Linked DNA regions of Mus musculus: region 2 is linked to region 1. The links are chromatin contacts, found by Hi-C or POLR2A ChIA-PET in ENCODE. All regions are on one chromosome and are shown on one strand. Each heading gives the region's core, a stretch centred on a gene start or an enhancer-like site at or near the end of the contact. The rest is flanking DNA. Distances are from core to core; before and after follow the strand shown.

Evidence for each region. Hi-C counts contacts between places; a loop is a spot of excess contacts on that map. ChIA-PET counts read pairs that join two places held with the same protein, here RNA polymerase II (POLR2A).
Region 2: a loop to region 1 is called in a map of v-Abl transformed pro-B cells, with 6 times the contacts of the local background. The contact joins the promoter of Necap1 here to the promoter of Apobec1 in region 1. A Hi-C loop is called at or near these places in 2 of 37 maps with a recorded cell type or tissue (both v-Abl transformed pro-B cells). POLR2A ChIA-PET finds 5 or more read pairs at or near these places in 4 of 5 experiments (all embryonic stem cell).

The regions. Positions count from the first base shown.
Region 1 is chr6:122,601,163-122,603,862 of GRCm38, forward strand. It overlaps Apobec1 (apolipoprotein B mRNA editing enzyme, catalytic polypeptide 1), which reads right to left and starts at 1,282. Exons shown (of 8, transcript NM_001134391.1): 1 at 1,095-1,282.
Region 2 is chr6:122,873,136-122,875,835 of GRCm38, forward strand. It overlaps Necap1 (NECAP endocytosis associated 1), which reads left to right and starts at 1,422. Exons shown (of 8, transcript NM_026267.3): 1 at 1,422-1,528. The coding sequence starts at 1,434.

The DNA of each region.
Region 1 (2,700 bases), core at 32-2,531:
TTTTTTTTTTAAAGATTCATTTATATGAGTACACTGTCGCTGTCTTCGGACACACCAGAAGAGGACATCAGATCCCATTACAGATGGTTGTGAGCCACCACCATGTGGTTGCTGGGAACTGAACTCAGGACCTCTGGAAGAGCAGTCAGTGATCTTAACCGATGAGCCATCTCTCCAGCCCTATTTGTTTTAAGTTATATCTTGAAACATAATTTTAAGCCAGTGATTCTCAATTTTTTTTTAATGCTATAATACTTTAGTATCCGAGTTCTTCACCAGACTGACTATGGTCATTGTTTTATTGCCTCATAAGACAGGAATTTTTCAGTCTCTGGTGTTAAGCTGTGACCCTAATTTTTAGTCTTTTATTTATGCATTAATAAAGATAACATACTAATAAAGACATTACAATAAAATATCTGATAAAATTTAAAATGTTTCATAGATTTATAAATGAAAACATTTTTTAAAAGCTGTTTTTAAAATGTCCAGTTTTGATTTTTTGTAAAATTCCAAAATTTTCGTTAAAGTAGTTTAAAATCTCTCAATTGTGTGTTTTTTGAAAAACAAAGTACCTTTTTAAAGAATGAAGACATGGAGCACAAACCGTAATTCTTAGAAGACAAAACCAAATTTTAACAGTATAAGCAACTTAGTGTTTTATTATAAAGGGGTTAGTTATTATAAGTTATTATAAGTGGGTTATTTTTATGTTACAAAGTTTAGTTGACAGCAAGAAAAGTTCTTGTATAAGAACGCATGGAGATACAGCTTAAATACCTCCTAGTTTTTTCTATAAACTTGGTTTTTAAGACAGATCAGAAATTATATAAAAATCTTATTCCAATTTAAAAGTATCTTTGGAGACCCGTTTCCTTGGCTGGTCCATCCCATGTGTTGGACAATGGCTCCAACCCTGAGTTACTGGTTTTAAGTTAACTTTTTGGTACAGATACTAAAAATTTTTAACCATATCCAACGACTTATGAGCCAATGATCTATAACCAATACATACAGAACACAGAACAGTCAGAAGCAAACACGCACTGGCCACATACATTTATACATTCAAAAACAGACAAAACTTCCCTTACTTCTTCCTGATCTGATTTCAAGGGAGGAGCGCCTTGCTGTTGCTGCCTGCAGAATCCAACGCTCATGGGCACCGTGGTTCTGTAGCGGGAGTAGGCACCGGCTTCCTGACCACAGAAAGCTTAAGAGCTGCTGGTTTCGCTTTTAGAGAAACTCGAACAGCTAGATCAGGCGGCAGGGGTTTGCATCAGGCGAGCAGGAGGCGGGGCTTTACCAGCAGTGCAGGACTCTCAGCTGCAGGCACAGTGCCAGTTTATCAGTTTTTGTTGTTATTATTATTGTTGTTGTTGTCCCGATTCGGCCGCTTCCCCCCACACCCCCCCCCGAAAATCCTTGAGATGGGTAAATACTAAGAGGTGAACAACCAGCAGATGAACTTTGGCCCGTTTTTCCAGATATAAAACACAGAGCAACATTCAAACTAAATGAAACCACAGACACAGACTGACAGACATGGGCAATCCAGCATGCCCAGAACCAGAAGCAAATGTTCCCTCAGTGGAAACCAGTGAAAAGCGGGCCGTCTCCTGTCCTCCTCTGACCCTCGGAGCAGTGCTGCGTCCACTTTCTCCTTTCTTGGGTCCTAGAGAGGCTCCACCAGAAAGCAGAATACAGGCTCACCTCCGGGAGTCCAGATGACTGAAAAACAGTCCGAGGTGCTGCTAATTCAGCTTAAGGGCTCAAGTAGGTTAGCGTTTGGTATCCAAATGTTAGGGTGTAAAAATCTAAAAATAAATAAATAAATAAGTCTGCCAAGTTATCCCACAAATTAGGATCTAGGGATAGAAGTCTTCCCTAGGAACTTGTCTTTGTGGTACATTCATCCTGTTCCTACTGTTTGGTTTATTCGACTGTGGTGGGAGACTTGCCTAGCAATCATGTCTCAACTTGCCAGACAGGATGTCAGTTCAACACTGAGGTCTTGGGAACTTAAACTTATTTGACCTCTGTTCAAAATGAAAGTTTTATTCAAAATGGCTTCAGTCTGGTCCCTTCTCTTTCTTTCTTTCTTTCTTTCTTTCTTTCTTTCTTTCTTTCTTTCTTTCTTTCTTTCTTTCTTTCTTTCTTCCTTCCTTCCTTCCTTCCTTTCTTTTTTTCTTCCTTCCTTCCTTCCTTCCTTTCTTTTTTTCTTTCTTTCTCCCCCCCCACCCCGCCAGACAGGGTTTCTCTGTAGCCCTGGCTGTCCTGGAACTCACTCTATAGACCAGGCTGGCTCAAACTCAGAAATCCACCTGCCTCTGCCTCCTGAGTGCTGGGATTAAAGGTGTGGGCCACCACACCAATATCCTTTCAACAAGGTTTTTACTATTTTTCTCTTCTTTTCTTCTTTTTTTCTCCTACTTTTTGAGACAAGATTTCTTTATGTGGCTCTGGCTGTCTATAACTCTCTATATAGACCACGCTAGCCTCAACTCAGAGTTCCACCTGCCTCTGCCTCCTGAGTGCTGGGATTAAAGGTGTGGGCCACCCCACCAATATCCTTTCAACAAGGTTTTTACTATTTTTCTCTCCTCTTCTTTTCTTTTCTTTTCTTCTTCTTTTCTCCTACTTTTTGAGACAAGATTTCTTTATGTGGCTCTGGCTGTCTATAACTCTCTATATAGACCA
Region 2 (2,700 bases), core at 172-2,671, 270 kb after region 1:
TCTTTATAACATGTGTTGGAGAAGTATATGATAGAAAAAAAAGTTTTTGGTTGGGGATGTAGCTAAATTGATAGAATGCTTGCCTAGTTCTCACAAAACCCTGGATGTGATCCAAAACACTGAAAAAAAGAAAAGAAAAGAGTGTGGTGACACATGCCTGTAATTCCAGTACTATGGTGGCAGGAGGATTACAAGTTCAAAGTCATTCTTTAGTACATAATGAGATGAGGGCCAGCCTGGACTACATTGAAACTCTGTCTCCAAATAAACAGACATGAACAAACAAAAAGCTAGTGGAACTGTTAAAGGCTACACCCACTTAATATTTGGAGAGTTCTGCTAAATGTCCCTTCAAAGCAGCGTTGGATCAATTTATAGTCCTGGCAACCGTAGCCAGTCTCTACATCCTTACCAGCCAATTAAAGTCTAATTCTTTTTTTTTTTTTTTTTTAAAGATTTATTTATTGGTTATATGTAAGTACACTGTAGCTGTCTTCAAACACTCCAGAAGAGGGAGTCAGATCTCGTTATGGATGGTTGTGAGCCACCATGTGGTTGCTGGGATTTGAACTCCAGACCTTTGGAAGAGCAGTCAGGTGCTCTTACCCACTGAGCCATCTCACCAACCCTAAAGTCTAATTCTTGTTGAACTGGCTTTGCTAGGCAAAGCAGACCAATCAGAAGTAAAAGTCAACCAGTCGATAGAATGCAATGAAAGAGGCTGCTACTGGTGTTTTGGGGGGGACAAGATAAGATCAGACTTGGTTTTGCCACTTGAAGTCAGTGCCATCTAAAACATTTCTAAGTTACACTGTTGTAAGCTTACATTTATTTGCGAGTGCACAAAGAACATATTTGTGGATAGAGCTGTTTAGTACTCATCGTGATGTGTAGCCAGCTGGGCTACTCATGCTGAGGGATGCTAGATAGCATTTAGCACTGTAATCAGTCATTTTAATATGGAGAAGTCACCAACAAAACCTACAAAATTGCAAAAAAACAAAACAACCCCATGGTAGCACTTAATAGATTATGCATTGGACACTTGCTTATGAGAACAGAATGAGAAAGCAGAGATTCATTTTGTCCAACCTCTGTTTTGTTTTCGTATATTCAGTGACTTTTTTTTTTTTTTTTTCTGGTTACCGTTTGAAGGTAGGTAAAAGAGAACTGAATTCTTATTTTTAATTTTTCGCTGGGGAAAGAGCCCAACCCGAGGCCTTGGCAGGCAAGTGCTCTACCACTGAGCCTGTCTTTGCCGTTACTCAAGATGGCGAGCCAGGCGCATCAGCGTTTCCAGATTGTAACAGGTTTTGCGCCGCCTAGAGGTTAACCTCGAAGCTGTACCCGAGCGGAAGTGACGCGAAGGAAGCCGTCGGCGTCTCAGCCCGCCCCCACCCGTGCCCCGCCCCCGCGGCGCTAGCGGAGCCAAGATGGCGGCAGAGCTGGAATATGAGTCCGTGCTGTGTGTGAAGCCCGACGTCAGCGTCTACCGGATTCCGCCGCGGGCCTCCAACCGCGGTTACAGGTACCCAGGGGGATTTGCAGCCGGCGCCCGCCGGGGTGACGGTTGTGTCCTTGGGCAGCAGCCATCGGCTCGAGCCGCTGCCGCCGTAGTTAGCCTGCCACCCGGGCTGCCGGCGGCTCCGTCTACTTTTCTGTTTTGCTGGAACTCTGATTTTGTTTTCTTTTCTTCCTGCCGTCATGCGTCTTTCCACCTCTCCTCCCCATCCCTCCCCCTGAGACATCGTCTGCTCCTCGTCATCCGCAATCCATTCATGCCTGCTCCATCTGTTACTCTTGCTGCGACCTTTGGCTTGTAATCCTCCACGCGCGCGTCCGCACACGCACACGGCACGCTCCCCCCCCTCCCCCCGCGCTTCTGATCCCGCCTGACACTTGTCCGGAATGGTAGTTTTGCTGTCCACTGTTTAGATGATCTATTTTAATTGATACTGTTGTCATTCTCGCCAAGTGTCATCATCCTTTAGTTTTTTTTTTTTTTTGGGGGGGGGGGGCGCAGTAGGCACACGTTAAGATCTTGTATTCCAGTGATGAGCTATTGCGTGTTTTCATTTTGTTTGTGTGTGTGTACCCCTCCCCCCCACACATTGATTATGTAGGGATTTCTGCCTTCCTATCAATCCAGTCACCTCTCTTAGAGCTTTCCCAGAGTCAGTGCAGCATTTTTTTTTTTTTTTTTTTTTTTTTTCCTCTTGTAAGGCCTGACAACCTTGTAATCCAGTGATTGAGGTTTTGGGCTGTTGTAGGATGTTAAGGAGTTCAAAGAGAATTCGCTGGGATTTGTGTTGAAAACTCTTTAGGTCTGAGCCCTCGACACTAAATAGCTGTGTAATTTATGAGCCAATCAATGTTTTTCTTCCCCAGGCCTTAAGGGTTCTCATTTGTAAAACAGGAGAAGTAGCGTGAGAAGACTGTGCACGTCTTGTGTACCTCACAGGTTTTTATTTGTTTTAGAGGTATGTGTATGGGTGTTTTGTCTGTCTGTATGAGTGGGTATGCCTTGTGCTCACAGAGGTCAGAGTGATGTTGTGAGACATCAGATCTCCAGGAACTGGAGTCACTGATGTTGGTGAACCATCATCTGGGTGCTGGCAACTGAACCCCTGTCTTCTGCAGGAGCAACAAGTGTTCTTAACTACTGAGCCATTTCCCCAACCCCTTCACAGGTTTTTTTTT